Linked DNA regions of Mus musculus: regions 2, 3, 4 and 5 are each linked to region 1. The links are chromatin loops, found by intact Hi-C in ENCODE. Cell type or tissue: heart. All regions are shown on one strand. Region 1 holds the start of Lbh (limb-bud and heart). Region 2 holds the start of Gm30420 (a long non-coding RNA gene). Region 3 has its middle 14 kb from the start of Gm23649. Region 4 has its middle 3.8 kb from the start of Gm41616. Region 5 overlaps Lclat1 (lysocardiolipin acyltransferase 1).

What was found. A loop is a pair of places that touch in the nucleus more often than their neighbours do. Peaks named below come from ENCODE experiments on the same cell type or tissue, not always from the same donor. Only the 100,000 strongest peaks of a DNase experiment are listed, where the experiment ranks them.
Region 2: it touches region 1 in a loop (2.7-fold over the local background); 6 of 42 quality-filtered maps call a loop at or near these places.
Region 3: a loop joins it to region 1, with 3 times the contacts of the local background. A loop is called at or near these places in 11 of 42 quality-filtered maps.
Region 4: a loop joins it to region 1, with 2.2 times the contacts of the local background. A loop is called at or near these places in 9 of 42 quality-filtered maps.
Region 5: a loop joins it to region 1, with 1.9 times the contacts of the local background. A loop is called at or near these places in 6 of 42 quality-filtered maps.

What each region holds. Positions count from the first base shown.
Region 1 is chr17:72,914,419-72,919,418 of GRCm38, reverse strand. Lbh (limb-bud and heart) reads right to left here and starts at 1,114. Exons shown (of 3, transcript NM_029999.4): 1 at 841-1,114. The coding sequence starts at 866. Gm30375 (predicted gene, 30375) reads left to right here and starts at 1,264. Exons shown (of 2, transcript NR_168598.1): 1 at 1,264-3,071; 2 at 4,086-4,675. In heart, CTCF peaks have their summits at 24, 1,474 (motif pointing right) and 2,089; DNase peaks (open chromatin) are centred at 68, 1,158 and 2,038; H3K4me3 peaks cover 2,301 bases; H3K27ac peaks cover 2,848 bases.
Region 2 is chr17:73,020,432-73,025,431 of GRCm38, reverse strand. Gm30420 (a long non-coding RNA gene) reads left to right here and starts at 1,283. Exons shown (of 2, transcript XR_385745.3): 1 at 1,283-3,469; 2 at 4,134-5,000. RefSeq lists an enhancer at 1,281-3,269. In heart, no CTCF peak of the experiment used is centred here; DNase peaks (open chromatin) are centred at 1,841 and 2,721; H3K4me3 peaks cover 749 bases; H3K27ac peaks cover 3,875 bases.
Region 3 is chr17:72,970,809-72,975,808 of GRCm38, reverse strand. No RefSeq gene overlaps it. Among named protein-coding and RNA genes, the nearest start is that of Gm23649, 14 kb to the left of the region's middle. In heart, no CTCF peak of the experiment used is centred here; a DNase peak (open chromatin) is centred at 2,478; H3K27ac peaks cover 759 bases.
Region 4 is chr17:73,085,849-73,090,848 of GRCm38, reverse strand. No RefSeq gene overlaps it. Among named protein-coding and RNA genes, the nearest start is that of Gm41616, 3.8 kb to the right of the region's middle. In heart, a CTCF peak has its summit at 2,867 (motif pointing left); no DNase peak of the experiment used is centred here; H3K27ac peaks cover 1,860 bases.
Region 5 is chr17:73,192,319-73,197,318 of GRCm38, reverse strand. Lclat1 (lysocardiolipin acyltransferase 1) reads right to left here. Exons shown (of 6, transcript NM_001177967.1): 5 at 524-640. It also overlaps the pseudogene Gm25406. Among named protein-coding and RNA genes, the nearest start is that of E330032C10Rik, 56 kb to the left of the region's middle. In heart, a CTCF peak has its summit at 986 (motif pointing right); a DNase peak (open chromatin) is centred at 2,568.

The DNA of each region.
Region 1 (5,000 bases):
TCCAGGACCACGGGTGCTCGCCTCCCTGTAGCGCCCCTCCTCTACACCACAGCAGGAAGGAAGAAGCAGCTGGCGCGCACGTCCCAGCAGCTAGGGGCCTGTCCCCCATCCTTCTCGGCTCTGATCCTCCACACCCGATCTTCCCCGGCTGCAGGCAAATCTCTGCAGCCCCCGACTCAGCAGTGGCCGGCTTCTTCCAATCTGGCACTGGGAGAGCTTGCTCCTTCCTAGCCCCGGCCCTCCACAAAGGCGCGTTGGATTTAAGGGACAACGGAGAGGGCAGGGGTTGTGAGGGTGTAGTTTGCACCCTGATGCTTGTGGCTTGTTTGTGCGGAGAGCGTCTCCCCAGCATCCTCCCTCCCCCAGAAGCTCTGCAAACCCAGCGGCTGCACCAGCTCGGCCCCTCTGCAGCCATCCTCGACGCCGAGACTTGCGTGCAAACAAAAAGGAGAAGGGGAGGGGCCCGGGAAACCGGAGCCCCCTGCACCAAGCAGGACTCATCTCCTGTGGCCCTCAGCGGACAGGGTTTCCTTAGGGGGCTTCAGGTGGGACCCCAGGTTCTCCCCACCCAACGCCACCATATCCACGCCCTCTGGCCGCCACTTAAGTGAAGGTTCCGAGTTCACTTCCTTTGTCTGGATGCTCTCAGCACCGCCTCCCCCAACCTCCAGCTTTGCAACCTTGACGTCGACTCCTGCAGGGGCTGAGGCTGGCGGGTTAACCCGCACTGGGTGTCCGTGCCACTCTCCGGCCTCGTACCCGGAGCCGGCACTAGGAGGCTGCCGGGCTGCGCAGCCACCCGGGTTAAACTGGCGGCCGCCAAAGGCGCAGGATACTCACCAGTGAATGGGGAAATATACAGACATGAAGTCCTAGGGGAGGCTGACCCACGCCCTTGTGATTAAGAAAAACAAAACAAAACAAAACAAACAAACAAACAAAAAAAAACCAGTCACTGAGTCCTGAATGAGATTGGCAGGGGCGCAGAGGAGAGCAGCGGGCAGCCGAGAGCGGGTACTGGGCTAGCGCCGGTCCGCCTTCCGGAGACAGCCTCGCTGCCAACGGCGTAGGCAGTGCAGACCAAGCTCTCCGCTCTCCACCGATCTCCGGGTCCCACAAAGAGCCCGGGAAGCAGCATTTATAAGGGAGGGGCGGGGCTTGTCGGCGAGCGGCCCCGCCTCTCCTCGCCCACTCTTAGAATAACGTCACCAAAATCATGAATGGCTTCAGCGCTCATAGCTCCCGCGGGCGGCGGCGGGGACCAGCCGGGCTCTGCACCCTGCCTGAGCTGGCTCCCAGCAGCTACGAGCCCGCCCCCCTCCCCACCGTTGACACACACGCGTGTTCCCGAGCTGGAGTTCAATGTCAACGCAGCTTCCTGACCATAAATCCGCAGCGTCCGCAGCCCCCTCTCTGAACACAGGGACTCTAAGGGCTACGGGGATGGGTGGGCGTGAGGAAGGAATGGGGGCCCACGCGGGAAGAGACAGATCGCCGGGGGAGGGCGCCATTCTTCCATCCGAGCGCCCGCTGTCGGGTTCTCTGTGACTTCCACATCTCAGGACCCTTCACTGGTCATCCATGCAAAGTAGGCCTCTCTTGGACATTATCGCCTGTGGCATCCCGATCGTGGCGGGGCCGGGGGAAAAAGGAAAAGATGGGAAAGAAGGCTGCACAGCTGCGGGGCTGGAGGCACCCATGCCGGAGGGGGCATTGTTGGCTTTCTAAAAGTCTGCGGTCCTGGAGTCCATGGAGGGTTCTGTTTGTGGGAGAAAGGATGTGGTGTCTTACTAGGGTTTTTCCGTTGCGCGAGCGCGCTTGCGTGTGCACACACACACACACACACACACACACAGAGTAGCATATACGGTTTGCATTGGGAGTAGAGGGTGAGGAGAACGAGCGGAATACAAGTACACCCGGCTAGCCTTAGCTCCCAGAGCCCATCTGATAGAAAACACAGAGTTGAGAGACTGACTCCTTCATAGCCCAGGAATTGCAGTTCCGGTGTCTATCTTGGAGACTAAACTGCTGTGCAGCCCCTACAGCCAGGAAGAACGGAGTCTGACTCAGTACCCAGCGCTGCCCCGCTGTGGCCTCTGTTTCAATTACTCTTGTAAAACAGCTTCCTAACCTTGACCTATGTGCATAAAGGGACTGGGGAAAGGGAGAGCCGTGGTCGAAAACTAAACACAATTAAATGTGATTTAAAATAAGTCTGCACCCTGAAAGAAAAGCGTACTGGTTATATCCAGCAAAAAGCTGCTGGCATCAAGAGACGAGTTTTCAGTAGCAGGGGCCACGCGGATGTTGAGAAAGAGGACCTCATAATTTTCAGCATCTACTCTTTCTAAGAGCAACTTTGCAATAACTGCTTTCCCAACTATGCGTACCTATATACATCCTGAGTAAAAACTGGAGCGTCCTAAAAGAGCCGTATTTCATAAGCCCTGTAATCAGAAAAACGCAGGAGGCTGTCCTTACCCCCTTGAGACAAATGAAGCGCTGTTTGTGCTCTTCAGGACTATTCGCTTCTGCTTCTGACCAGGTGACAGGGGTCTGGCGGAGGGTGGGGCTTTATGAACAGGGGCCAAGGGAAGATGGTCCGTGGTGTGTTATTAATGGAGGGGCAGCCTGAGCCTTTTAATAGAATGGGAAAGTATCTCAGTGCCATTGGCTGACATGTGGCATATTGTCACCTGGGGAGCCAAAGAGAAGCCAAAGTCTAGAGATCTAGATTCTAGACCGAGCTTTCCTGGAAACCCTCTGAGGGTGGGCCCTGAGGCAGACCCTTGGGTTAGCAGAAGAAAACCTTCTCCCATGTTTGCCCATACAATCCCTCACAAGACCTGAGATGAAAGGCAATGGATGGTACCATCGTGACCTGTCACAGACACATGCATGTTACATATTTGTGATTATTACCTATCAAACCCTCTCACCACCTCCTCACACCACGGAAATCAATCAGCCCTTTTGGGGAAGAGGATGTGAAGAAAAGTCTCCCTCTAGAATAACAACCTGGCCTCGTGGAAAATGGCCTACATTGGAGGACACCGAGTTAGTGTCGGGTGAGTACTTTTTGGGAGAGTGTATGAATGAATACTTCAGCTCAATTTCAGCTGTCAGAAAATTAGAGCAGAAAGTCAGCCTTGGATCGTGGCTCCCAGATCTACACTACGCCAATTCTCAATGCTACTACATCTATGTGGCTCCTCACAAGGAGCTACGTGTTTTTTCGAAACATTGTCACTGTGTTGGCTTTTAACCGAGTGGAATGAGATTAAACGGCATAGCCTAACAGTTTACAGAGCCCAGTTTACAGATGTACAAACCGTGCTGAAGTAAATTAGGGAACTTGCCACAGTTAGACAAGGCTGGACTGGGACTGGAACTCCGGGTTTAGGCACACTCAGCTTCTGTCCAGTCCTTCACATCTCTGCATTTCCTCGTTCCTTTAAGATACAGGAGATTGGGCAGACAGTGGCAGTGCACACCTTTAATCCCAGCAGTCATGAGGCAGAGAGAGTGTACTGGCTAGTTTCGTGTCAACTTGACACAGTTGGAGTTATCACAGAAAAAAGAGCTTCAGTTGAGGAAATGCCTCCGTGAGATCCAACTGTAAGGGATTTTCTCAATTAGTGATCAAGGGGGAAAGGCCCCTTGTGGGTGGGACCATCTCTGGGCTGGTGGTCTTGGTTCTATAAGAGAGCAGCAGGCTGAGCAAGCCAGTAAAGAATATCCCTCCATGGCCTCTGCATCAGCTCCTGCTCCCTGACCTGCTTGAGTTCCAGTCCTGACATCCTTGGAGATAAACAGCAGTATGGAATTGTAAGCTGAATAAACCCTTTCCTCCCCAACTTGCTTCTTGGTCATGATATTTGTGCAGGAATAGAAACCCTGACTAAGACAGAGAGGCAGGCAGATCTCTGTGAGTTCGAGGCCATCCTGGTCTACAGAGAAAGTTTCAGGACAGCAAGGGCTACACTGAGAAACCCTGTCTCAAAATCTAAAACAAACCAACCAAAAGATACAGGAGCCTTTAAGGCACACACTTAACGTTTCTTCTCTTTGCTCTGAGACAGATTTCTACCATCCCTGCCTTGGATTAAATGAAGAAACAGAAATGCCAGCAAATGAAGTGACTTCAAGCCCCAGAACCTTAGAGCCGAAAGAGCCCTTCCAAATAGTGGATTCCAGGTTCCTCGTTTTACAGGTGAGAAGACACTTCACAGATTAGATGGCACATTCAAGGTCGCCAGGCTGATAGTGATGTAGATGGAAACCTCCCTGTCAGACCACTGGGCAAGCGTTCTTTCCGTGATCACGCCACAGTGCAGAGATAAGATGAGACCTGGGCTCGCTAACTCACCTCAAGCCATCAACCAGCATTCACGGAGCATCTCCTAGTGTGTGCACTGAACCCTCGGCACCGGCTTCTCCATCCACCTTTGTCCAAGGGACCAAAGGGTTGAACTGCAATTCAGCTTGAATTTAAAAATCTAGATATAATTAGAATTATTTTGCTTTCCAATGTTGCACCAGTCTAGTCTTAGCTCCTTTTCTCCTTTGGGTAAAATCTTTTTTTTTTTTTTAATTTTTAAGGGTAAAGAACTTAAGATATGCATACGTAGTGATATATGTACAAATATACACATACAAAATAGTGTGGAAATATTGCTTTGTTTTTTGCTTGTTTGTTTGTTTGTTTGGAGAAAGGGTATCACTCAGGCTAGCCTCGAACTTGCAGCAGTCCTACTTCCGCTCCTGAGTGCTGGGAATTGTAGGTATGAGTCACCCTGGCCAGCTGAACTTAGAATCTTATTAGAGTTATCTTGGTGGTAACTTTGTATATAAGAGACATGTATCTAACTATTCATCTTATTAAGAAGTCCCCATCTAAATTCATCTAAAGATGTGTCTCACATTAGGTCTCCTTTTGTTTTGCCAAGGACAATATTGCACTTGAGTTGAGCCAGTAGTGGTGAAACTGGTCCTCT
Region 2 (5,000 bases), 110 kb before region 1:
TGTATAGCCCTGGCTGTCCTGGAACTCACTTTGTAGACCAGGCTGGCCTCGAACTCAGAAATCCTCCTGCCTCTGCCTCCTGAGTGTTGGGATTAAAGGCGTACGCCACCATGCCCGGCTTGCACCCACAGTTTGAAGCCACGTCCTTCCTTCTTTCCCTTGGTGTTGTCACTATCCCATTCTATGGCCTGGGACCATCTAGATTATATAGATTTTTGAGTCTGTCCATCCATAAGAAGGGGCTTGGTTAACAGCCTCTGATGCCCAGAACTTCTGTGATTTGAACTTCTTTCTTCCTTTTGAAAGAGCCACCGGTAGTGTCTCCCAAGCCAGTCCTGATTGAAATCCAGAGTCTGAAACAAAGAGCTCTAAACCCTCTACTGACCTGGGTATTGCATTAAGAGAAGACAAACCTTAGGGGTGGATATGGGAACTCCCGGCTCCCTACAAAATCAGCTGCGCAACTTTGCGGTGTCCCAGTGCCGCCATTTTCTTATCCTATGAGGCTAGACAAAACAAACGAAAAGTTGTTCCACTGTTCATCTGGTTTCAAGGTCCTTGGTGACCAAAACACCTGTGTAATCATCACCTTTTTCTGTCTTCAGCCATTTCAAAAACCAAAAAGCTATCTTAGCCAAGGGTGGCAGCTCCCGTGTTAGAGGCAGGCCAGGGACTGTGTCCTGGGTAGGCGGTCTCTACCGGTCTGGCTCTATCCATGAACAAGCTCAGGCTCTCTGGAACCCAGTGCTGTTTTCTGCCTGCACCCCAGTGAACAGCTTGTATGTAAAGGACTCGGTGTGCCTCCCACCGCTGTGTACCTTCTCCTGTCCTGGCTCCGTGGGCTGGTGATTCATACTTCATGAGGTTTCCCCATCTTGTCGTCTCCCTGCTTCATCTTTCTCTCATCATGCCTCTTTCCCTCCCTCGCCTTCCTCTCCTCTCCTCTCCTCTCCTCACCTCCTCATTTATCTATCTTCCTTCTCTGCTCTCCCCCTCTTTATCTCCCTTCCTATCTTTCTCCCTTCCTCCCCTCCTTCCTCCCTCCCTCCCTCCCTCCCTTCTTCCCTTCCTCCCTCCCTTCCTTCCTTCCTTCCTTCCTTCCTCCCTTTTATGAGTGTGCCTGTGTGTGTGTGTCACACACACACATATGCCACTACCCACAGTTGCTTAGAATAAACATTTCTTTCTTTCTTTCTTTCTTTCTTTCTTTCTTTCTTTCTTTCTTTCTCTCTCTCTCTCTCTCTATTTATTTATTTATTTATTTATTTATTTATTTATTCTTGGCTTCATTATAACCCTCACTATAATTTATAACCATTGTATTTGTTACTTTACTGACTTTTGTCTTTTGACTTTTTTTTTTTACTTTTGACTAAAATCTGAGCTTCAGCTGTACAAAATCACGTTTCCCTCATCTTCACAGTACTCCCAACACACAGCACAGTCTCCGGGCCAGCACATACCAGTTACTTGAAAAATACTGTTATCAAATACAAGGTGACGCTCGCCACCCATGGGGAGGCTGGGCTGGGAAGCCCTCTCTTTATTTGTGTGGCTTATTTCTAGCCTGTTCTTTGACCTGGATGGTATTAATGCTTTGGCTTATACACAAAGGCAATGGGAAAATGAGGTAATTCTGTGGGTAATTCGAGCAGAAAGGACCACCCATTCTGACCTCAATTATTTGGTTATTTTAGGTGGAAGTAACTTCAAACCCGAAAAAGTGTTTTAGCTGCAGCCAGATCAGGAAGGCTTCCCCACTGAGGCTGTGCCGGCTACCTCAGGCAGCACCTAGGCAGGAGACACAGATGCAAATACTCACATGTATACACACTGCACACACACTTAAGAGTGCAAAGAGAGCAGGGGACAGCCAAGGAACAGGAAGTTCTGTGTAGCAGGTGTTCCCTTCCCACTACAGCTGGCTTTTTAAAGCAGCCATCGGCTCCCCCTGTTCAAGTGTTCTTTTCTGGGGCCCGAGGAAGTCATCTCTTGACCTTGGCAGTCCTGGGCTAGCTCCAAGCTTGAACCTCGCAGACAGGGAGGACAGGGCTAGTAGACAAAGTGTTCAAGGAGATGTGTTCCACAATTTTAGATTTAAAAACAGAACAAAAATTCAACTCTAAGCTAGCGAGCTAGGCTCTGTCGTGTCAATAGTATTTAAAGGTGATATTTGGCTAGAGCAGTAAGCTCTGCAAATGAAAACAACTTGGCCTTCTCTCTCTCCTCCCTACCCTCTCCGTTTCTCTCTCTCCTCTCCTTTCCTGTCTTTTCTGTTCTCTCCTCTCCTATGGAATGATGCTGTATCCTTTGGGACGTCTCTAACACAGCCCTGCAGCAAGGGTGGAGGTGACACCATTGCCCTGCAGGTAACAAGGCTGAAACTCAAGGAGTTAAGTCACTTGCCCTCAGTGCTCACTTAGCTGGGCACTCAGCCCACCTGGCTCTGAGCGTGCACCCTGACCCAGCTGGAGATGGTTGCAGGGTGAGAGCAAGTCTCTCATGACTTTCAGGCTCCTCTGGGCCGTGAGCTGCCTGGCAGGGAGCCAGGAGCGGCTGGTTTCCCTCTGGCCCTGTCCACACTCTAGAAGCACTCAGCTCAAGCTGATAGGCGTGCAGGTGTCGCGAGATGGCTCTGACACAGACAGGAGCCCTCTGTGGGGCCCAATGTAGATGTCTGCCAATCCAGAGCCCCCACCATGGGGAAGGCGCCTCATGCACACTTAGAAACACTGGCTCCTATATAGCAAGTGGCCTCAGAGCCCTGGCCCCCAGCTGTCAACGCCAGCAATCTCTCTTAGGAGCTAAGCCCTCACACTTTCTAGGGCTACAAGGAGCCAGGTTTCCAGCAATGCTATAACGTGATTTGAGCCCAGGGCCTTGTCCTCTGGCCAGTGGCTTCATAGTTCAGATTCCCATGACCATGGTAGGATTGGTACCCAAGAGCTCTAGACCTTCCAGCTGAGCCTCACAGGGAACATGACACCTTCCCAGTTCAGCACCAGGCCTCCAAGTCCTTCTGGCTTGCAAGGAGTTAGAATTGTGGCACATTCTGGTGACCTCTAGCCTAATAATCTAGATGATCACTCCCATGATGAAACAGTTAATTTCTCATTACAGGTAAAGGAGCAGGTGGGGTCAAAATATGGGCTGGGTGAAAAAAAAAGTGGATGTTTGAATAATGGAACCGAACCTGGAAATCTGATCCTAATAGTTATTGGGGGTGTCTACAGTTTCCACACCTGGGAAGCCTCATACAGTGCAATTTTCTTGTCTTAGCTATCTTTTTTTTTTTTTTTTTTTTTGGTCACTGCAACAAAATACCAAGCCAAAAAAAAAAAATGTAAAGAAGAAAGGTTGATTTCAGTTCACACTCTCAGAGTACCTTCCACCTTGGTGAGGAAGCTATGGCGACAGGAACTTGAGACAACTGGTCACATTGTACCTGTAGTTAAGGACATGGAGGGAGGTGAGTGTTGGTGTTCAGTTCCTTTTCTGCTTCATATTCAGCCCACAATCTCAGCTTGTGGAATGATACCACCTATGTTTAGTGTGGGGATGGGTGGGTGTGGCTTCCTACCTCAACTGACATAATGTGGGAAAATATTTCACAGACATGGACAGAGGTTTGTTTCCAGGATGGTTCTAAGTCTCGAGTTAATAGCCAAGCTTAATCATTACATTGCTAAGCCAATTTATAAGAAAAGACATCATGGGGTCAGGATCATCCTCACCCCTTCCTTCAGAAGGTATCAGGTCGGAGACCCTGATGAACGTTCTCACCTCAAGGCTGACCAGCAGGTATAAGGAGGTGATCACCTCATTTTGAGTGACTTTGTTGTGCACCAGACACCTGCTAACAGTGTGGGAGGTAGACTGAATCAGATAGATGGAGGTCTCCTAGCTCCTGGGGTAGATGCTCACTAGGTAGCTTGGCAACCCAACTGCCCACATGATGGTTATGTGATGTGACTCCATAGTGTTGACATTCTGCATGTCTGGATGCCAAACTGGGCAAAGGAGCAGGGTCATTGCAAATAGTGTAAAGAAGCCAAGGGGCTGCCCCATGGACTTGACCCCTAACCCTATGGACTTGAACCCTGTACATTGAAGCCATTTTATTTTCTTTGCAGAAAGCCTCAGTCTTTTAATGTGTCATTCTTGGAGTGAGGAGAGCCTGAGCTGGGACCCATTTTCTGGATCCAAACCACAAAGCTTCTCCAGCACAAGTATGCTTTAAACCTGCTACCTAATCCTTCGTGGAAAGGAAGCAACAGCCATCTATCTCCCTGGTGTGGAACAAGGGTCAGACAGCTGAGCCTCTGCTATGCCTACAGCTGCGAGAGCATCTGCACACAGATGGGCTGGGAGAAAGACTGGGGCCCTTTAGATGGGAAAGTGATACAGATCATAGAAGGGCCAAGAGGGCCTCAAAGCTTCTGGGTGAGAAGGTGAGGGGTAACCTTACCAGAACTAAGGAGGTTACTACTACAGAGAAGAGAAGACAAAGGACCCAGGTTATAGTAACCTCAACATCGTTTTCTAAAAGGCCGATATATTCATTAAATTGTGCTCGGAAGCAGAGGTAGCCGGTGCTCTGCAAATATTTATAGCAGCATTTTAAAATTCATTATGTTTTATGAGTAAAGTATGACAATGAATGTTATGAAAAGGATAAATAACAAAATAGCAGACACCCAAAAAGTGAAAGGCTCAACTAATTCCACCATGTTGGAAATAAACACAGGTAGTGGATTAGGGTAGTTATACAAGGGCTTTAGCCAATCATCTGTTTATATAGTAAAGACACATGGAGGGGAAAAGGTGTGTCTGAACTCATCTTCCAGCTGTCTGTGACTGAAGAGCCCTCTGCCAGATTCTTTAAATCAAAACACCACCTTCTGCCACCTGGTGAGAGCGATCTCATTTCCTGATAGGATGGGGTATCCCAGGCATGGCTGTCTTTCCAGTTCAGTAGCAGCAATCTTACCCTATCAGTG
Region 3 (5,000 bases), 56 kb before region 1:
CAGATATAGGCAGATACACCACATTTCTATGGGAATGTAGAGCTGGACCCGTTTTGAAGCAGAGGTATTTTGGAGACTCACTATTCACAGTAAAAGATAGTGGGGTGTTGATGGAAGGATGTATAGAAAAGAGAGTGAAGAATTAGACTCCGATAGACATTGCCAGATGGTTTTTTGACATATACGATGATGACTCCACAGGGGAAAGAATAATTCTTTCAATAAATGGTTTTGAAACTAGGCATCCTATGCAGAGCAATAAAACTCAATATACACCCTATACTCTATTCATAAGTGAACCAACAGTCAATCGTAGACCTAAATGTGAAATGGAGAACTATAAAAGTTTCTGAGAAGAACAGAGGAGAAGATCCTTTTGAGTCTATGTTAGTCAGAGAGTTGTTAAACATGGCAACCAACTCATGATCCATAGAAAACAACAAATTGGATTTTATCTAAATAACACACTTTGATTTCTGTTACAGAAGTATTAAAGGCAATGAGGGGAAACCCCTACAGATTTGTGAAAATATCTTCAGATCACACATCAGACAATAGACATATATTTCAGGGAATAGGTATTTAAACAAACAAACATGAGAGCAGAAATGACTACAATTTTTAAACCGGTAAAAGCTTAGAAAATAGGGATGGACGAACAAACAAGGCAGCAAACAGAGATGCTCAACACTGTAAGTCATTAAGAAAATCCCTATTCAAACCAGAATGAGGTACCATCCCATCCCTGTTAAGACACTGACTCTGCACCAAGTGCTGGCGAGGATGTGAAGCAGCTGAATCACTCCCAGACAAATGGGTGGGGGGCGGGCAAAACAGCACATTCATTATGGAAAATAGATTGATCACGTCCCACAAAGTTAAATGTATGCTTACGATGCAATAAAACCATCCCACCTCAAGATGTTTACATTAAAGGAATAAAAGCATTGTCACATAAAAACCCATTGAGTAATCTATAGAGTATTAGTAATCGCCAAAAGCCGGATCTAAGCCAAATGTCTCTTCATAAGTGCTCTCTGACACATTCCTTCCCTGGAATACTCATTTTTTTTTCATAAAGAGTAACAAACTATTGATACATACTGGAACTCTCATGCTCTAATATGGGAATAAAACTCTAGCATAGCAATGATGGAAACTAGCTTGGTTATTTCTCATAAAGTGGATCTCAGAGAATGACTACATCTTAATGAATGAGTGAATCTCAGTGAATAAATAAATTTCAGGAGCATGATGTTAGGTGAAATAAGCCATGAGGTAATGCTATATGATTCTACTTTATAGAAAAAGCAACATTATAGGGACATGAATTCCTGGTGACCAGTGGTTGGGAATGAAGGGAGGGTCTGAAGGCCAGGGAGTGGTAAAAATATCTTCTCTATGCTGTTGCAATCATTCTTTGTTTTGTTAATGGCCGTGCTTTTAGAACCTGTTATACATTGAATAAAACTCAGGACTGTACATGCAGGGGAAAAAAAGAACCCAACTTCTACTATATAGTTTAAAACACATATTGTTGGTAAAGTTTTGTATTGCTAAATCACTTGGATTTCCTCACTATCCATCACAGAGTCCATTGGATACTTGGAAGAAAGAATAGATTGTTCATTCATTTATGAAGACCTATGTGTAGGTACCTGTAGCAGGGAAGGCATAGATCTAGACTTGATCTAGAGTGCTCTAATCCTGAAGACAAAGTTGCCCTATATGTGAGCTTGTAGCTTTCATTTCAACCTGTCCTGTAGTTTCCATTCATCCAAGGATCTGAGCTATGGTTTCTCTGCAGGTCCTTCCTTGGGCTCTTCAAGGCTGTACCAAGCAGACAATATGGGTCACAGCAGCATTTCCAAACATCTGGTGCTCGGTCTGCCCAGGTCAATCTCCTTATAAGAGCATCTGGCCTGATATTACTGACAAGCCAAAAGGGTCACTATGATACGACGACAGTTCTCTTCCTGGATTTCAGATCATTCTGCTGTGCGTTCTCATTTTTCTCTAGGGATTCAAATCACCCCAAATGTACAGTAGAATTGAGGGAGCAGTGCAACAGCCATGGTGGGGAGAAGAATGGGCAAGCAGCAGTCATGCCAGGTACCATCCTACTCATCAGACACATAGGATTAGTGAATGCTCCTAGCAATCCAATAAAAGGGGTAAAATCTTCTTCCAGGAAATACACAGTACTTCAAGAGTCTTGAAGATGGGTGTTTAAGTAAATTGGCTAATTTCAGCAGATAGGAAAAGACAAAAGTCCCACTTCTAACTTAAGTCCTTTGGAGTCAGGAAGCCACACCCTTCCCCACCCTCTCAGGCTTACAGCTGGTTTCACTGGCCAATGGCTAAGCTTTCTCCAAAGCCATATCCCTGCCTCACCTGGGCTACTGAGACCAAGTGGTTGGCCTCTTCTGCTGCTCTGAGTTCTGACTTGTTCAGCTTCAGGCAAAGAACTCATTACTTCCCTGGCTTGGGCATATATAGAACATTTAAAAATGTCTTTCATCGGGTGATAAGCAACGATCCAAAAATATCTGCTCCAAACTGCAAAATGAACCCAATACATTCCATTCCGAGTTGACTCTCAGGCCATCTGGCTCAGCTTCTCAGTTCGCATACATGGTCTTGACTTCCATGCAGGCTGACTCAGCCTTGACTCTGAGCCCATGTCACCATGACAAAAACACCTAAGAGAATAGATCCATGGAAGCTCTGTATGAGGGAGAGTCAGGGCCACAAGCGTAGTAGATAAATGGGAAGGGCCTGGGTATAATATTCTTCAGTGCTCTGTATGATGGGATGAGGATGTGTAGGAGCAAGAGGGACTTCAATCTGTTTCCAGTCTATAAGTCTGTAATGGTGCATGTTTGAGTATGACTAGCCCCCATAGGTTCATATATTTGAATGTGTGGCCATTACAGAGCAGTGTTACTCGAGAGAGATTAGATGTGGTCTTGTTGGAGGAAGTGTGTCACTAGATGTGGGTGCTGAAGTTTCAAATGCCCAAGTCAGGCTCAAACTCTCTCTCTCTTTCTGTTGCATGTTAATCCACATGTAGACTCTCAGCTACCTCCCCAGTATTGTGTCTGCCTGTGTGCTGCCATGCTTCCCACCATGACTATAGTGGAGTAAACCTCTGAAACCTAAGCTACCCTCAATTAAATGCTTTCCTTTTTAAGGGTTGCTATGGTCATGGTGTCTCTTCACAGCAATAGAAGCTCCAACAGTACAGGAGCCTCTTCTAGACCTGGAGGGAGTAAAACAGGGTTTGGGATAAACATGGCTAGGTTCAACACTACGGGACACAGAGAGCAGAGGAGACTCAGAGTCAGGAGTAGACTCTCTGTTTTGACCATGAAACTGATGGGACCTGGTGACCCAGATGTCTAAGACTGGCAGGGAATGTGAGTTCTGGAGTGTGGTCTGGGTACTTGAGGGGGTTGGGAACCCATACAAGATCTAAACCAAAGGAGCACTAGATGGGTTCTCAGTGTTAAGAGTGGGGTGTTGGGCCAGGACTCACCCATGAAGGTTGGGGAGCATCTCCAGTTAAAAGGGGATCAAGAGCAACTCCAAAGAAGTTGACTTGGGTCTAGCCTCTGACCAAGGGCTGACTTGAGGACTAGAACTACCCTTCACAGCTCAGACCAATGTTACTGGGACTGCCAGTTTGAGAGCAAAGGGTCTGATAGGGGACTAGATGGATGGTGGGGCGAGAGACTTGGGATCCATGCCATGGACTGCGGTGACAAAGCCACTTATAGGTACCGTGGGGAGCATGGCCTTCTAGTCTGACAACACTAGCTGTGCAAAGGGACCACATTTCTCTTAGAGTGGGATAGGAAAACCAAACCTAAGAGATAGCAACACACAGAGTGCCTGCTATCTAGCAGATAACTGAACATACAATCTAATGCATCTGGGTATCATCTCCCAAGGTGGTGTGTCTCAGGCTTGACTCTGCATCCCAGCAGGGGTCGGGGGAGGTGGTCATCAAACCATAATGCTTATGCTCATCTTTGGAGGGTATTTCCTGGTCTGTAGCTCTGGGCTGGGCTTAGACAATGCACTATCTGTATCTTCTCACATGGAACTGCTGCCGGCTCAGAGACCACCGTTTCTTGAGAAGTACTGGATATGAGTTTTCTAGCTAGTATTTTAGAATGAGGGAAGATTCATCGTCTTCTACTTCTTTGCCTTGGGTGGGACCTGGACGACTTTCTCTATTGTGTCTTAGTGTCTTCACCTGTAAAATAAAGGTAATTATTCCTTAGGGTTATTGTAAGGATTGCCTGTGAGGAAAAACTTCAGAGTACCTGATGTCACTACAAAGCAAGCACACGTAAGGGTGCATACTGGGTGCTTTTGAAAACATGTCCTCTGGGTTGGCAAAGACTATTCAAAATAAATACCATCACCATTTCATCAGGAAATGCAAGATGAGGTTAACCATGCAATTAGGATCTGAGCCCTGGGGCTGTTTCAAAGTGGGTTTAACTGCTTCCTTCTTCTCTGTCCACCTTCCTTTAAACTAAACCCAGCAAACGGCTGAGCCCTCAAGGATGAATAAAGACCTAGGCTTTCAAGAATGCTGGGAGATCAGAGAACAGGAGTCACAAAGAGGAGGTGGGGGAGGATGTTTATGTGGGAACTGGGCACAGAAGTTGCCCAGGACGCACATGGTGGGCATTTTTTGTGTGTTCAGAGAACAGATATGCGCAATGACTCAGTGTTTTGCCCACACATTCCCTCTTTTCTCTTGGCTGTCTTAGCTGATTGAAGTCATCAGCGGTGGTGATGCAGCAGGTGCAAATGGATCACCCACTGATGGATTACACAGCCCCGGAGCGTGTCCCTCCCTTCTGCCTAATATGGACACCAAATCCAGCCACTGAGCTGCCAGCGTGAACAGACACTGCAATTTGTGGATGATGAATCAGAGCATCCCACTCTCCCACATGGACCACAGTGTCCCAGCAGCAGGA
Region 4 (5,000 bases), 170 kb before region 1:
GTTGTTGTTTTATTTTGCTTTGGGACAAGGGACTGAGGTGCATATTTTACATGTCAAAGCAGATCTGGCTCCCAGGTTCTCCCAGCATCTCTCAGTCCCTACCTGGCACACCCTGTCTCCAACCTTAAACTTTCCAGTCCAGGGACTGGGCTGCCCTTCCCCCCAGAGGCTCTTCCTTATATAATGCAGACATTTTGGCTCTCTCTCTCTCTCTCTCTCTCTCTCTCCCTCCCTCTCCAAACGTGTTCTTTCTTTCCTTCCTTCCTTCCTTCCTTCCTTCCTTCCTTCCTTCCTTTCTTCCTTTCTTTCTATCTCTTCCCCCTCCCCTGTCTCTACCTTGCCATGGCAACTCCCCTGGCCTCAGTCCTTGGGGCCAAGTAAACTCACCTGCAAGGAGCTTCTCAATAAACCCGCATTTAATATAATCTATCTCCAATTGGCTCATTTCACCGGCGCAGAAATGACTTATCAATTACGTTGAGAAGAGTTCTCATGTAGCTTAGGCTAGCCTTAAACTCATTGTGTAGCCAAGGATGGCCTGGAGCTCCTGATCCTCCTGCCTTAGCTCATAACTTCTGGGGTTGGAGGCATACACCCCACTCCTGGTTTTGTTTACTGCTAGCGATGATCCATCCTACAGCTTTTTTTCATGCTAATTAAGTATTTCACTCACCTAGCTGCATTCATTTACTTTTAAAGTTGATAGAGTAAATTTCCCAACAAATGACATGTGAGAGGTGAGCTTTGTGAATTTTGCATTTCTGAATGCAGCATTATTTTTCTCACCACATTTTGTAAAACTTAATCAACTGTTAAGAAACCCGTTGCCATCCTTTTGGTCCTTATTTTAAAAACCAAAACCAAAACCAAACCAAACCAAACAAACAAAAAAAACCCAACTTCTCTGCCTATTTAATAGAACCTTTTAAAACCTGGGTGTTTAGGTTCTTTAATTTGTGGAAGTTTTGTTGATTTTTTTTATTGTTTTATTTTGTTGTTGTTGTTTAATAATTTCCTTCCCATTAATGTGTCTGTTCCCTCCATTCTGGCAAGGCTGGTAGATACGATACAGGGTGCACAGTTCCATGCGAATCTCAGATAATCAAAAAGTGGTGTTTTAAAAGGTAAAAATCTTGCCATATAGCACAAGTTAGCCCAGAATTTTTATGTAAACCATGATAGCCCTGAACTGGCAATCCTCCCAAGTGCTGAGATTATATGTGTCACCAAACAAATAACTTTTTTATTGTGACTATGAGCCTGTTCTTACTGCAAATATGTTATTTATCCTAATTTATTTCATTGTCAGAAACTCAAATCTAAGTAAACATGCTGTATCCTGTTAACTATACATGAGTAGTCTATTGACTGGGATTCTTGTTATTAGGCACTAGACCTGTATGGTTGAAGCTATTGCTGATGCTTGTATTTCATTGTCTACTAAACTGTTTACATTTCTAGAGGAGTTCCGTTAACCTGGCTCTGTTGTTGTTGGCTTGTTTGAGTGCAGCCGTGGCTGGCATCAAGCTCCCTATTTAGCTGAGGCTGACCCTAGACTCTAAGCCTCCTGTCTCTGTCTCTCACATGCTGAGATTACAGGTCTGTGTGATCATGCCTAGTTTCCATGGTGCTGGGTATTGAACCCAGGGGTTCGTGACTTCTAGGCAAGCCCTTTAGTAACTGAACTTTTTAATCCCAAGCCCAAAGTTTTATCAATGTGATTTTTATTAATATGATTTTATTCTATCTGGTCCTACCGTTCAAAAATTTTAAAGATATCTGTTCTTATAGTGCGTTCATTTCACTGCACTTGTTCTTGTTTAGAGATCTGGTGTCTTCCTGGCTTTTTTGTTGTTTGTCTGTTTGTTTTCCGAATTTCCACCTCTAATCTTTGGACTCCTTTTTAAACCTGGAGACTCTGTCAAATGTCACGTTTGGTCGTCTGAACATAATTTAAGGTTGAGTGTTCAAACACTACTGAAAACTTTATGCGGCTCTTCTGTGTGTCGGAAGGGTTCTTTGAACTACATCCAGATGAGAATACACTCAGCTTCTAGCAAGCTGATGGTCTCCCATTCCTGCCTAGTGTACTGTATCCTCTGTCTGTCCAGTCAGCTATCCACACACCGTTGTCTTCCAGACTAACTATTTCAGAAGTGCCTTCCCTCATATTCCTTTATTCCTGTTCACGTCCCTAAACTCAGATACACAGCACTCTCCTGTCTTCCTCTTAGGTAAATTGACTCACTCCCCATGTAAACCATAACCAGTCTTATGAGCCAGTGTCTTTCTGTGTTTCCATAACTTCACATTTGTGTATGAACCAAAGTCTGACCATTACAGATTATAATGGCCACAAGACAGTCACAGAAACAGAAACTTTTCATAGTGAAATGGGATTCTTTATAGAGCAGGTCGAATACAAACATTAAATATTAATATTTTTCCTTAAAGTTACTGGTACATAGGAAGTACAACCTATGTCCCCATTCCCAGAGATTGAGGAAGAAGAGCAGATACGGGGTAGCTATCACAATATTTACCATCATTTGGACTGATGGAGAGATGGCTCAGTGGTTAAGAACAATGATTCCTTTATCAGAGGACCCACGTTTGATTCCCAGAACCCACTTGGCAGCTCACAAACTATCTGTAACTCCAGTCCTAGAGGATTAGACACCCTTTTCCAGTCTCTGTAGTCATTGAAGATACATGAGGTATGGAGATATACATGTAGACAAATATCAATAAAAATAAATATATAAAAGATATTTTTTAAAAATTTACCCATCCGGCCTGGTGAGATGGCTCAGCAGTTAAGAGCACTGACTGCTCTTCCAGAGGTTCTGGATTCAATTCCCAGCAACCACATGGTGGCTCACAACCATCAGTAATAGGATCTGATGTCCTCTTCTGGTGTGTCTGAAAACAGTGACAGTGTACTCATAAATAAAATAAGTAAATCTTTTAAAAAAAAAAAAGAAAGAAAGAAAGAAATTTACCCATCACTTTAATTTTGATTTATGAGATGGAAGGTTCTTGCCTGTGTTGGAACATTGCCATGGAGACGAGAAAGCTGTGATTAGGACTTTGAGTTCTGACATGATGCTGTGAGTCCAAAGGTACTGTCTGAGATTTAGCCCTCAGGGCCCAAGAGATGTGCTCAAATAGGAAGGAGCCCACAGGTTGGAGCCGTAGCCAATTTCAAGTGTAAGGAACCAGAGTGTCCTGCATTGCTCCTGATAATCAAATCAAAGGAGCAACGGAGAGCAAGCTGTGGCCAGGCTCCATCACTCCGAGTCCTCTCCATTGATAAGGAAAACACCAAACAGCTCTCTCCTGTCCCATCAGATTTAGAAGCACACAAAAAACAAAACCTGGAAATCCTATCAGACAGACTCTGAACATGAGACAGAGAATGGAACATAAACAAAGCGTTTTTATCCAGTGATGAAAAGATGGAAGACTGAGATAGTGGGCAGAGGAGTGTCCTCCGAGGGAGACAGACAGCTCAGAACCGAGATAGCAAAGGCGGAATAGTTATTGCCTGGGCTCAGCCACAGAGATAAAAGCTTCAGCGGGTATGCTGTGAAATTGCAAGAAAAAAAAAGAAGTCAGCTTATCAAAGGTTTCTGTCTAAGAGCAGGCGGGCAGGAACTCAGCCAAGCAGCAACTCGTGACAGTCACATATTGGGGCCCGACTTGAAAGGGGCCTCTCAGGTAGAGTCTGAGGGGGAACGGGGAATCTAGTGACAGCAAAGCACAGGTTGGCCAAAGGGCAGGGGAAAAAAGGGGGGAGCAATAAAGCCAAGCTTTTCAAAGTAGGCAGAGATCACTGACAACTGCTTGGAAAGAGACCTTGGAGAGTGACCTATTAATTTTCTGTGTTGGCTGCCAGGGTACCATACCCAGGTTTCCTTATGGCATTTCGATGACCGGGGCAAAGCAGTAATAAAGGATGAAGCAATCCAATAAAAAAGAATAAAAGGTTTATTTTTTTTTTTAGTTACTGAGATTGGCAAGGACATGTGGGAGACTATGCAAATGCCCGTGCGCATGCGCACGTGTGTACACACACACACACACACACACACACACACACCGTAGAACCGAGTGTGGCTGGAGGGAAGGAGAGACAATGAGACAGGAATGAAGACAAACAGACGCTTGGAAGAGGGCACTTGTGGGAACAACAAGCAAAAAGGGAAGCAAAAGAACTCAACTTTCCTTTAACATGAACGTATCCTATATCCCTGAGAGGATGTGGGCTTATGGGGACCCCTAATCCCAGGGCTGACCGGGAGAATCAAGTTAAAGCTCTAGCAAAAGTCTCAGAGAACCTTTGCTTCCGCTGACCGCAACTTGGCAATTCACGCGTGAGGAGGCATAGGAATTAGTTGTTGAGCCTCAACAGGGTTAGATTAAATAGAAATAGAATTGGCCTTTTCAAGCCTTGAAAATCAGACATGAGAGGTGGCACAGACTTGAAACCCAGATACGTGACTGGTGCTTTCAGCTTTGAACTATCACCTCTTCTTCGGATCTTCACACTCTGGGCCATGGCTTCCTAGCACAGACCTTGAATCTGATGCTTTTATTCCTACCTTCTAGATTCTGACTCCCAGTCGGTGGCCCATGGCTATACTATCCCAGAATGACCAAAGCAGTATCTCCATCACCAGTGAATATATACTGGGTGACCACAAAGTATATGTAGCACTTTCTATTTGCACACTGAGGGAGAAGGAAAGATTTACGGTTGGGCAAAGGAGACATTTGCAAACACGCCTTTTAGCCCCTTGCCCCAACCATCTCCCTTCCCCTGAAAATAAACAAGAACCTTTCTTCTTCTCATCATCACCATCATCGTGACAATGGCTATTGAACAATTTCTGATCACCCAGGCAATAGCTTTGTGGTAATACATATATAACCATTCTTTTAATGTTACAAAGAATGCTCTTTTTATGTCCATTGTCCAGATGAGGAAACTGGACTGT
Region 5 (5,000 bases), 280 kb before region 1:
CATTCTGCACAGATACAGAGACAAAGACTTCCACCTTTACAAGCTTCTACAAGCTGATGGCAGAGGTGTGCAGTAGGCATTGGCAACGCAAAAGTCAAGACCACAGACCACATCTTAGTAGTTATAATCACAGAATTTCAAAAATAACCCAAACTGACCATAGACAGGTTTGGTCTTACCATCCCAATGTGATTCTAGGCTGGTAGCAAATATTTCTTCAAAATCACGGTACTTCGATGTAAAAGGCTCCATTTTAGCAAATTATAGTTTGTATCTTAAAACACATCAGACTCAAAGAACAGTGATGCCATTTAAGGAAAGACACTTTCTCTTACTTGAGGTTTCAAGGCCTTTCATGTTAGGCACAGGCAATTTTATGACATGAAACATTTAGAAGAGGAAGGTGACTATTTGTCACAGGTCATTGGATTCATATGGCTCACTACACGTCAGATATACATACACAGCTCAGCGATTTGTGTCACATTTATTTCAAACCACACATTTTAAGATCAGAACTTACCTTCTCTTAGGCGGTCCACCACAAAGGTAAAGCCAGTGGTTCTTGGGTGTAAAACATACTCATATTTCTGAAGTCCGTTCTTCTCAGCAAAATCATTACTCCTAGCCTTATTATTTTCTAGACAAAAAGAATAGACTGTTAGGAGCCATAAGGTAAAAGCTAAGGAAAAACATTAAGCACTTCTTGTACAAAAATAACACTTATGACCAGGTATGATGGTGACACCTTCAATCACAGAATTCGGGAGGCAGAGACAGGCAGATTTACAGGAGTTCATGACCAGCTTAGTGTACACAGTGAATTCCAGGCTAGCCACTACACTGTGAGACCCTGCATATGCCCAGAAGGCACTTTTCTGTTGTTACACAGTATACAAAGACAACGCAAACATTCTGAGTATGTGTATGAGTGCTTTGCCTGCATGTCTGTGTGACAGTGTGCAGTGTCCAAGGAGGCCAGAAGAGGGCATCAGATCCTCTGGAACTGGAGTTACAGATTTAGGCCCCAAATCAGGTCCTCTACAAGAATATCAAATGCTCTTAACCACTGGGCCATTTATCCAGCCCACAATGCAAACATTTGAGATAATCCCTTACAAATATCTGAAGTTGGCTGGGTGGGGGGGTGGGTAGGTAGGTAGGTAGGTAGGTAGGTATATAGGTTGATAGAGACAGATGTAAATTTACGTTATGAATAAGCCTTAATATCCTTAAATTTATATCCCAACTTTAAAATTACTTAGGTGGCTTAAAAAAAACTGATATGAAATGAAAATTGAGATATAAAAACAAAAAACTAATTAGCTAAAGTTTTCACTAAAGACCATCTTTATGTGAGGTGGGGATGTTCAATGTCACTTGTCTGCCACGTGCAAGGCCCCTTAGGTTCAATCCCAAGCAGCACTAAGAATCATAAAATCCTGACATAAGAACAATTTAAACGTAAAAGACTAATAACATGAAAAATTAACAAAATACAAAATCTAAACACCCTGAAGAAATAACTAGCAATCAAATCAACATTTTTTTTAATCCAATAATTTGGGCTTTGAAAGCAAAATAAAATACCTGCCTTGCTCAAGCACAGAGTGGCTAATATTACCCAGACCACTGCACAGCAAAATAGACACATGATTAGCACATCATGTACACACATCTGAACATGATTTGGCTGAATATAGTTACAGAGACAAGTATATGTTCCAATTGTTGGCAATAACTTCTTTTTCCATTCCATGAGGTCACTTTACAAATTCCAAGAAGAACCAAACTCGTTACTCAGCAAATACAACTGGAAAATAAAGTGTTCAAAAATTTGGCCTTGACTAGTAGAGATCATGAAATATCTTCTGATGACAGCAAATGTTAGGACATGTAATTCTCAGCTCTGTTTGGAAATTTACAGACTAGTACAAAAAAATTTATCTATATAAACACAACTTTCCTAGGAGTAAATTTAAGATCAGTGAGTTCTCTAGCCCTCCAGCAACCACAGATGTATCCCACAACACAATATCCAGTAGATAATCTTACAGAAGGGGCTGTGTCATTTCTATCAGAGGCACTGAGTCAAATGCCCACAGCTCTCCCAACAATACAAGGAGAGACCTTGGACATGGAAATCAGTAAGCTATTCTGCATCTGCTGTGAATGTCCTGGGCACGAGCAGACTAGTGGCAGCATTTCTGTTGCAACTAGCTGCAGACCTTAAAGGGGACAAGGAGCCCAGAGACATCGGAGAGATGCGACCTCTCATCAGCTTGTTGTCAGGATCAGTGACTCTGAGGGTTTTCACGTGAAAATCAAGTCTGATGTAGATGTGGAGACAAATATACACAACGCTAAAATGTACGGTTTGGGACACACTATGGGACAAATCAGTGTGGTGATGTTCCGCCCCTCACTTCACCCACCCCTTCCCAGACCATCATTATTAGTAACTGCACTGGCATCCCATTTTCCAACCACAGCCTCCTGTCAGCTCATTCCCTGCAGCCTCCCACTCCTTCCACCCACACCCATGGGACCGCTGGCCACTCTGAGCTTCTCAAGCCAACTGGGCATGTTGCAACCTCAGCTTGTGCAGCTGCTCCTCAGCTACCCACGCCTTCTGCTGCAGATGAAGTCTTCTACCTCATACACACAGTTCCTACTTACCCGAAACTTCAGAGAGGCTGGTCCTGACCACCTTAGAGGCTAGCACCCTGCTTCCTTCTTTTACTGTCTTCCCATCCTGCCTTATCTTTTCCCCTTTAAAAAATTTTTAGCTTTTTATTGGCTCTTTATGAATTTCACATCATGGACCCCAATCCCATTCATCTCCCCCTTCCCTCGTGCCCACCTTCCATGCTTGCAATACGACCCCCAGATAAAACTCTTGTGGAAGCTGTGTGTCACAGTATGTCCCACAGTATTTCCTTTTGTCCACACTTCTTGCAAATGTTCCTTGCAATGAGTCGGTCTGCCACGAGGCCTCTGGCTTCTGCTACTCTATCAGTATTGGAACCTCACTGAGACTCCTCCCAGATATCCTGTTGTTGCCCTGTCTCATGGACATCCTGTAGTTTGGGATCTATAAGACCGGCCTCTTCACACACTCCAGCAGTTTATTAATGGGATAGATGTTGGGGTCCGCCAATTTAAATCCTTGGACCTTGGACCAGGCTTGCTTCTGCCCAGGGCTGTGGTCTCAGGTGGAATTCTTCTAGTCTCTGGCTTGTTCCATATCCTGGGAGCCTGATGCCAAACTGATGGTCGTCTTAGATTCACCTTTCCCAGGAAATGTTAGGTTTGTAAGTCAGAACACTCACAGCCTCTCCCCTCTCTGCCACCTCCTGACACACATGTGACACAGCAGCCACGCCCACAATACCTCTAGGGGCAAGTGTTTTATTTTTCTATACCAACTCTTATGACAACTGTATGGATTCTTAGTAGCTGATTATCTCTTTCTTCATATAACAAGCTTCATGGAAGGGAATTAATTTTGTATATGAAATTTCAAAACACTGGAATATTTGTTAAATAAAGAAATTTTATGTTCAAGAGTATCAAATTCTATGGAATTTCATTGTTAAAATCTGAAAATAGTTTTCCTTTCCAAATCAGACAGAACTAAACAAGTGTTATGGCAAATTTTATGTCAACCTGACAAGGCTGCATGCGCCAGGCTTTAACTGTCAACCTGTCACAACCTGGAAGCACTTTTAAAGAGTCTTAATCTTGATCAGTGGGCATATCCCAGGGACTGTCACCTACTTTGGGTGGCATCGTTTCCTATAGTTGGGATCATGAAAAATGTAAAAGAGAAGAAAGCTAGCTAAGAGCAAGCAAGCAAGCAAGCAAGCAAGCAAGCAAGGGTGAATTTATTTCCCCTGCTAACTTTGGATGTGACCAGCTGTTTCAAGTTCCTGCCTTGCCTTCCACACAGAGATGGACTGTGACCTGGGAGTGTAAGGCGATGTAAACCCAGTTCTCCACTAACCTGCTTTCAGTTAAGATGTTTATCACAACATCAGAAAAGAAACTAGGATGGTACAAACTTTTATTCTAGAGATTCTGGTAAAGGTACTTTTTGATAGGATTGCTATTCCAATTGGTAGAGTAGTAGGGCAGACTACTTACTGCACAATGTGACTGGGTTTCATGTAAATCAACTGTCTTAGAAACAAGGGTATCCTTAACTGCACTACACAGAAGATGATGTAGTCCACTTTTAGGTTTCAACTGCTGCTCTTCCCAGGACTACCACTGGCCCAATCTGAACTTGCAAGGTCTGCTGTTTCAAAAACCACTCCCTTAAAGCACACCATGCTCTCTCCTTAAATATTTCTTTCTTTAAAAACCCGAATACATAATATAAACTGCACAATCAGCTCAAAGGTCCAAAGATATGAAAGATTACAATGTAAGTAAGAAATAAAATGGGCACAAAACACATGTTCTCTTTGCTGGTTTTAAGGTTATAAAGGAGCTGGTATGTATGTGCACGTATATTTCTAAGAATGTGAGCATGTATGTAAGAATCTGTGACTAAATGATGAGCAAAATGAACTAAAAATTCAAATCGTGTTCATTCAGGGACTATGGAATTACAGCAGCCTCTATGTCTGTCTACTTCTGTGCTTTATAATTTCCCAATATATACTTCTTCCCTTAACAAGATGTTATAAACAATAATAGTATACACAGACAAAACGTATAGAAAGCCATGAAACATACTAATTTAAAAGTATGCAAGCAAACTAGATTCAGAACTTAAATCAGAATATAAAATGTTTGACTAGGGTTTTAGCCCAGCAGTGGTGGTGCACGCCTTTAATCCCAGCACTTGGGAGGCAGAGGGAGGTGGATTTATGAGTTTGAGGCTAGCCTGGTCTACAGCCTGACCATCCAGAGACTGCCCCACCTGGGGATCCACTCTATAAACAACTACCAAACTCAGACACTATTGCAGAAGCCAACAAGAGCTTGCTGGC